Regions from separate parts of the Homo sapiens genome. Here region 2 is linked to region 1. Evidence: chromatin contacts called from ENCODE Hi-C or POLR2A ChIA-PET data. All regions are on one chromosome and are shown on one strand. The core of a region is the stretch at or near the end of the contact, and the rest is flanking DNA. Distances in the headings are between cores, read along the strand shown.

Evidence for each region. Hi-C counts contacts between places; a loop is a spot of excess contacts on that map. ChIA-PET counts read pairs that join two places held with the same protein, here RNA polymerase II (POLR2A). Pooled maps may share reads with other maps.
Region 2: a loop to region 1 is called in a map of heart left ventricle, with 4 times the contacts of the local background. The contact joins two enhancer-like sites. A Hi-C loop is called at or near these places in 7 of 168 maps with a recorded cell type or tissue (Caco-2, gastrocnemius medialis, heart left ventricle and 4 more) and 6 of 50 pooled maps. POLR2A ChIA-PET finds 5 or more read pairs at or near these places in 1 of 52 experiments (BJ).

What each region holds. Positions count from the first base shown.
Region 1 is chr18:45,318,347-45,322,400 of GRCh38, forward strand. It overlaps a transcript of SLC14A2 not described here. Among named protein-coding and RNA genes, the nearest start is that of SLC14A2-AS1, 180 kb to the right of the region's middle. Within about 2 kb of position 2,590, at least 6 of the 41 ENCODE cell types and tissues checked have a DNase peak (open chromatin) inside an H3K27ac peak, as active enhancers do.
Region 2 is chr18:45,374,105-45,378,264 of GRCh38, forward strand. The region is part of intron 8 of SLC14A2-AS1 (SLC14A2 antisense RNA 1); the gene reads right to left. It also overlaps a transcript of SLC14A2 not described here. Among named protein-coding and RNA genes, the nearest start is that of SLC14A2-AS1, 130 kb to the right of the region's middle. Within about 2 kb of position 1,272, at least 2 of the 41 ENCODE cell types and tissues checked have a DNase peak (open chromatin) inside an H3K27ac peak, as active enhancers do.

The DNA of each region.
Region 1 (4,054 bases), core at 1,340-3,839:
TCATGTGCTCCAGTCCCTGCTTTCCTGAGGAACAAGCTTCTGCTGAGAGGAAGGGCCACAGGCTCAGGGCAGCTGACAACTGTTGTACAGCCCAAGTGAGAGAGTCCGTGTGAAAGTTCTTTATATATAATAGGTATCATTGTTAAGGAAGACCTCTTGGGTGAGGCGCGGTGACTCACACCTGTAATCCCAGCACTCTGGGAGGCTGAGGTGGGCGGATCACCTGAGGTCAGGAGTTCGAGACCAGCCTGACCAACATGGTGAAATCCCATCTCTACTAAAAATACAAAATTAGCTGGGCATGGTGGTGGGTGCCTGTCATCCCAGTTACTCAGGAGGCTGAGGCAGGAGAATCTCTTGAACCCAGGAGGTGGAAGTTGCAATGAGCCAAGATCACACCACTGCACTCCAGCCTGGGCAACAAGAGCAAAACTCTGTCTAAAAAAAAAAAAAAAATTCGCAGGTCCTCCCCAGGCTGGGACATCACTCAGCCCCGGTCAGCATGCTTGCTTCCAAGGAGGCCTCAGTGAATGTGAGGAAAGGCCAAATGCGCCACCAGATTCGGAGCCACGCCTGAGCTCATGGGGATGAGGACATTGTCAAAGGGACTAGAGAATCTGATTCTGAGTTGAATCAGATCCAGCTCAGAGACCCCAGTACAGAGACTCCCGTGCTATCTCTGCAGCAGTTTCCTTGCTCCTGCCAGGTGAGCCTCAGGCTGGCTTCCACGTGAAGACTTCCCACTCATACAATTTCTGCCCACCTTTGACCCTCACCTCCAGTTTCTCCATGAGCCCCAGCTCCTCTTTAGGACCACTGACTCTCCATTCCCTTCCATGCTTTGAGGCTCAGCTCGAAGACAGCCTCCTTGATGAGGATAACCCTACAACCCTCCCTCTTCTGTTACCCACTCCTGTGATAGCACTTACCACCTTGTTATACATATCTGCCTTTCCCTCCAGAAAGGAGGCCTCTTAAAGGCAACATTGGTTATATTCCCAGCATCTCACATAGCGCCAGCATATAATGGCTCTTGTAGGAAGAATTCCCTGACCTCTACCATACTGCCTATCTTGGTTAGCTATAAAATCTCTGTACCCTCGCATTACACTACTCACACATATAACATGATGGGGACTGTCTGTGTATTTGTGTGCACCATCCAGTAGGCCAGAGCACCAGGAGAACTGGGACCATGGCCATCTTTCCATTAGCCTAGCACATGTCTAGCCTCTAGGAGGCATTCAATAAATACTGTTGAGTGAATGAACAAGACAGTCTGGGCTTCTGAAGACCAATTAGGTTATAGACTTTGCCTGGGTTAGATGTTTTATTCCAGTAAACACCTTATTCTCAATCCAGGCCCCCTCCCAACATACTTGATCTGCAGTTGTCCAGAATCCCAACATCATGAAACTGTGCTCACCTCACATCACTGTGCTGGGGGTAGAAGTTGTAGATAAATGGCTTCAGTAGGGTATATTATTGTTTTTTTCCAGAAATGCTGGGTTTTCTCCTTTGCTCTGGTGCAAACAGAACATCAGCAACTAATGAGCTTTTTTTCTATGACATACAAGGAGAGAAGATAAATATAGTGTATCCAGTGGCAGGTTTGGTACTTTAAAAAATTGAGAAATCTGTGAGTGATGTCTTGGAAAAAGCTTTCTTCCCAGGCGTTGGGAGACCAGACTCCACCATTAAATTCCTGTGAGACCTCAGCAGATTCACTGAAGTTGCCTCAGTTTTCCAGTTTGTTTAATAATTGTTGCAAAAATTAAAAAGTACTTTCACAAGTACCACCTTTTAAGTGTTTATGAAGCTTATTCATGTGCTTTATCTCTTGTTTCCTGGACCTGTAAGCTAACTAGGATAGTGGAATTATTATTAATAAGGAGTCTAGACTGGATGATCTCTAATTTTTGGCACATCTTTCATTTTCTAAAAGGTTTGAGTTTAAAGCTTTGTACCCTTTGACCCCTAGGCGAGATCTCTTTCCCAAGGTGAGGCTAACGACTTTCATGTAGTCCAATCACATAAGTCACAAAACCCAAACTCGTCTACATGGAATGGTAAGAAAGAAAATACAGAGGGGCTTATTCCCCAAAGACATGACTCCCTGGTGGAGAAATTTCCCACAGTCATGATGGTCTTTTTTGGCAAGAACGTCTTCTTGCTTTCCTGTAAATCGCAGACTGGGGCTGACACCTTGCAGTGCATTGCACTGACCTTGCCTTGTGATCCTGGTGCCAGGTTTTTTGAGCCTGGCAGGAGTGGTGAGAGTGTCAAGTCTGAGATGGTCTGGACTTGCAGCTGAAGTTCAGTTAAGGACCCAAATCAAGTACTTTCAGCCACATTCCATTGCTTGCTATCATCAGATAAGAAAAGACAGCTATTTTATTATACTATTTTTGAAATACAGTGCTTAGAGAGGTACAGTGGCTGGCCCAAGAACCCCCCAAAATTCAGTGGTCAGGATACATCGCTACAACACCCACTCCTTTTCCAGAAGGAAAACTGCCTTCTCATCTAAAAGTGCCTTTGAACTCTGACTACAACATCATCTGCATAAAGATTGCATCATCAGTGCTCATGGGCTTGAACCGAGTGGAAACTATGCGATTTCACATGGGGAAAATTCTGGGCAACAAGACATTGAACCAGGGTTCTTAGCTGCAGCCCTAGTTAGAGAATTGCTTCCACATTCTGGGCCTGTTTTCTTGTGTTTACACAGGAGAACTGGTTGGGAGAAGTGGTTCTCACTATTTGGTCTAAGGATCGACTGCATCCCAATCATCTGGATCCATGTTTATAAAGGCAAATCCCTGGGCTTCCCCAAGATCTGTTGACTTGGAATATGAAGGGGTAGGTCATGGAAATCAGCAGTTGATACAAGATTACTACGGGATTATTAAGCATACTAAGGCTCAACAACCACAACAAGGGGACCATATGATCTCAGAACTTCCATCCAGAAATATTGTCATACGATTTTATGAATATATCATTACTGTAAGGTCCACAAGAAACAATAGCTAGGAACAGAACTATACTTGTGACGTCTTGATTTTTTATTCTTCACCCATGCATCCCAGTTCTATGTGGAAAGTGGATGCATTTTAAAAAGCTAGTCCATTCTGTGGGAAACTGTAGTCACTGACACATCCTGAAGTTCCCTCTAGGCTGTTCTGGAGCGTGGAGCCCTGAATGGTGGGGTGAGGGAAGAAAGCGGATCTGTGTTCTGAGGGAAAGACAGAGTCCCTATAAACAGCAGTCCCGGAATTATCCTCCAGCGCCCGTGCTATTATAAAGAAGAGCTGACACAGCAGAGTCCGGGGGATGCTGTGTGTCTGCAGAGCAGTAATCACGGAGGCAGGCAGGCTAAATGCAAAGAGAACATTTGCACAAACAGCACCTGTACCGAGCAGTCATCCACTATTTTTAGAGCTGCTGCAAAGAGCAGAGGGACATTTGGAGAGGCTCCTAAAGGGCACCAGTCAGTAGGAAGGTGGAGAGGTTTTGGCATGTTCTGTCTGGCTGATTCTGCAGTGCCCTGTCAACTGAGTCATTGAAGACTTGGGCAGTCTGACATTTTTGTTTTGCTTTGGTTTTTGGTTGAGAATGGGGTGGAGACATGCTGGATGGTGTGGAACAAGGGGGTGATAAAGAGGATTACTCTGATCTGTCAGTGACGTTTTTGATGGCAGAACACATATTTAAAAGTTTAGATTATTTTGATCCTAGAAAATAGAAGAACAGTTTGTTCTCCAGGGCTTAATCTGGAGCAGCCCAAAGCAGGAATAAATGGCAAATACTTTCATCTTATTCATTTGATCCAGCTGCAAAAATGGGATTGTCACATCTCACATTTGTAGATAGAATAAATTATATAACTTAGTGTTGGACATATACTGGTTAGGTCAACATAATTAGAGCCTGGAGCCTGGAGGTTGTGGCCATTTAGACAGAATACCTAAATGCTCTGTGACTCAGTGCATCAATTCTTATTTTCAAATAAGGAATAATAGTGAACACTAATTGAAGGCTTAAAAAAACA
Region 2 (4,160 bases), core at 22-2,521, 54 kb after region 1:
TTCCTACCCAGCACCCACTGCTGACCTTCACCTGGCTATTTATAAGAACCTGTCAAAGTACAGGTTATTGCAGAGAGGCCCACAAAAAGATATGCTGAGTGACAGCCTTGTCTCCATGCTGTCCAAAGTCACCCTTGTGCAGTTTGCAAATAAACAACTCTCCTGGAAGAAAGAACAAATAATTCATAATTGGCAATCTGCATAATGAGTGGTGCATCTATGCAAATATAACATTTGGAATAATCTATTAATATCTCAACTGTGATGTCTGTGGGCCACCACTTCCCATGCTAAAGAGCCAGAGCCAAATATTTTCTGACTCCTCTTGAGGTGAGAAGAGAGAATGACAAGCTGCTGTCTTCCTGGGGTTCCAGTTAAATATCTGGAGACCACCAGAGTTGGAAGGGACCTCAGAAACTGTTCAATCCCTACTCCCACCCCCACCTCTCAGATAAAAGATAAGGAGTCAGAAATCCAGAGAGGCATAGAGGTTCCCAAGTTTACTGTGCTATTAGAGGCAAAACTAAGATCACAAGCCAGTTACAGACTCCCAGCCTCAGCTGCTGAAAACTTCAGTCATCCGTGTGGGATTATTTTACTTTGTACAAAAATCAGTTACTTTGTACTTTGTACTCCCTCCTCTACCTCCCATCCTTCAGAGCTGAACTCCTTTTGCTCATCTGGACTTCTAACCTAGGGAACCAAATTCTAGGACTGCAAAGCAGAAGGATTAGGGAACTCAAACAAAAAGCATCTGATCCCAAACAAGGTGGCCATTTGTGAGTTAAGCTAAGACACAACCCCTGGGTTGAGCTGAGCCCCTTTGCTCTGGAAGTAGAGAGACTCTTGAACGCACATGCATACTTGAATAAATAAAGCCTCAGATTTATAAAGGTAATACTAAAACCGCCCTTGCAAAATTATGACTGAGAGACAATGAAAGAGATCTAACCTAACCAACTCCATCTTGCTTCTAACCTTTAAGCTGTCCTTGTTGCTTCCTGGCTGTAGACTGAACTAACTTTGGGAGGAACTTAGTTCATAGTTTATAGTTTAAAACAAAGACAATAACAGTCCTTTCCCAAAATAAACCTCCTTCTTGCCTGGGGACTAGACTGCCTTTGTAGGACTTACAAGTTAGCCACAAGATTAAAAATTATGGTTTAGGAATCATGCAGCTGGAGGCTAAAAGATTCTGACCCTCCCTAAACTGCTCCTAAGATCAGTGCTTGAGATACTTTGCAGACCCTGCATGGGATGGATCAGCTGGCACCACCCAGATCGATAAACTGGCTCATCTGGTCTTGTGGCCTCCACCCAGGAACTGACTCAGCACAAGAGGACAGCTTCAACTTCCCATGAGTTCATCTCCTACCCAACCAATCAGCACTCTCAACTCACTGGCTTCCCCTCACCCACCAAGTTGTCCTTAAAAACTCTGATTCCAGAATACTCGGGGAGACTGATTTGAGTAATAATAAAACTCTGGTCTCCTGCACGGCCGGCTCTGCATGAATTATTCTTTCTCTATTGCAATTCCCCTGTTTTAATAAATCAGCTCTGTCTAAGCAGCCGGCAAGGTGAACCCATTGGACAGTTACAATGTTACAGTACTTCTACTACTGAACCACCAGCATTGAGGAATTGCAGGACAGGCTCTGTGAGCAATCCATGACTACATTCCCCCATCACTTTCCTTTTCATCCTTATCTCTCCAGCCAATCCTAGGTAGCCTCACCACTTTCATCATGCTCCTTCTCCCCTTCCCTAGAGGGAACAGGGGCTCCCTGTGTCACCCCAAATATCTAACAAGCAACAGTGCATGCCCACATACCCACTGGCCAGGACAAGCTGGGAAACTCTGGATGGGTACAGAGCAATCAGTTATTCAATCAGGCAGTTAACCATTGCCCAATTTGGAAGAGTAGCCATGTGGATCTGGGAGGTTGGGCCACACCCCCGACATGGACATTAACTAGCCAACCTTAGTCCTTACTTTTTCTTTAAGGTACAGGGCACATAGTTTCTTCTCCTTGAGGCTTTTCTGGAGTTAACCTCACTTCTAAAATTCAATTAATAGCATCTCTTCCTGCTCTAGTTTGTGCACGCCGCCACTTTACTTTGCACAATTTGTATTTTGCTGAGCTCTTTGTATCTCTCTTGCAGGCTAAATTGTGAAGGTCCTGAGCACCTTGCACAGTGTCTGCCACAAATAAATGCTCAGAAAGTGTTTGAGAAATGACAGAACCAGTATATTAAGTCATAAGCCTCTCCAGACTCCAATTTCCACATCAGGGGAATGAGGGAAATGATGGACTTAGTCAACTTAATTCTATGACTAAGATACTATTAAATATCTGCTTGTGCTCAGATTCTGCTAAGGGTTACTGAGAATTAAGGGAAGTACAAAAACTGCTCCTAGTCCCCAGGAATTTAGCTGGAAAGACAAACACACTCAGGAAAGAAAATCATTTCAGGCTACTCTGGGTGGTTCTAACTGTTGATGCGACAACGGATCAGAGAAAAGAGAGATCACTGCCAGATATGACATTTAGAGATGGTTCTCGATGGCTTTGAGATGAGTACAGGGTGGGGACATCCCTAAAAGAGATGACTCTGTGAGCCAAGGCATGCTTTGAAGCTAGGCTTGTAAGCCAACTATCTGGGCATGGGAAATGGCAACCTCTGGAGCTGCAGATCTTGATTTCTGATGGTTGATTCAATGGATACTTTATAACGACAGAGACCTTACTAGATTTTTGGTTCTTTTCTCTTGCTCATACTTTTCACCTCTTACTTTCTACCCATTTCTTCCTAAAAATAGGTCCTTTTCTCTCCTGTCTTAATAAAACACATTGTTAACCTTGCTGTCCTCTCAAAATGTTCCTTTACTTCCTATCCCCTTTAAAGTGTGGTTTACATCACTGCCCCCATGCCTGAACAACCCATTGCCATCTGACTGCCTCTTCCACTATGCCCTGATGCTACTTTCTAAAGGTGATGAAAACATCTGCAGTTGCCAAAATCAGAAGCCATTTCTCATTCCTGGTCCTGTGTGACCTCTACTGCTGTTTAGTCTATATTAACCCTCAGCTTACATCTCTTGAAGTGTCTCTTCTGGTTTCTGTGGTCTGCTCAGGGGTGATTTTTTTTTTTTTACTACCTTCTTCTTTTCTTTTCCCCTAAACACAGATATTCTCCCCAAATCTCCTGAGGATCCCCACACTCAATCCCTTGATGGTTAAATCTTTTTGTATAACATTGGCATCTACTCCAATGACTTTTAAATCCCCAGTACTAATCCCAACTCATCTGAAACTTTAGACACTGGCTTCCAACTGCCAAATAAACTCTCAGCCTGGAGTCCTACCAGCACCTCAGAACCAAAGTCTAAAACCTAGTCCTTCCCATTTGACCTCTACCTCTTTCTCCTCCCCATTTCACTCATTTCCCCCTCTCCTTTTCTAATCACACTTATTTCAAAGATTAAGCATCACAGGTCCTTGCTTCTCAACATCTCAGATTCATCCCCTTCTTTCCATTTCACTTGGCCACTTTGGTTTGGCTGTTCTCTACCTCTAAGACACCTGCATTTTCACTCCCACTTCCAATCCATCCCAAACTTCCAGATGCACTTTTTCTGTCCTATAACTCTAATTGTTCCTCTTCTCTGGGTGACAGCCTTCCATGATTCTCTATTACCTACTAAACTTAAAATGAACCCTTGGTCTGGTCATCCAATCCTCTGTCTTCTACAGTCCCATCTTCCTGCTTTACTTGCTACAGCTACCTACCAGCCACCCAATTACAGGGATCTCTCCAAGGAAATCTCACAAATTCCCATTTCTGTGGCTTGTTTATCTATCTTCCTTGAAAATCCTACCCCCAACAATCACCATAAAAAAATGCACACATCTTTCAAAATTCCTGTGAAATCGCATTTCCTTCTCGAACCCAGAAACCAGTGTAATCTCTATCTCCTTGTTTCTCCCCTAAGGCACTTAGATACTTTACTTTGAATTTATAGTTATTTATCTATGGGCTCCAAACTACAGTAAGCTCCTAAGGCTTGGGACTGGGTCTTATTTATTTCTGAATTCTCTGGAGTATTTAGCATAGTGTAAAGGCTCCTATTAAGAATTGAATTGAGTTGAATTGAA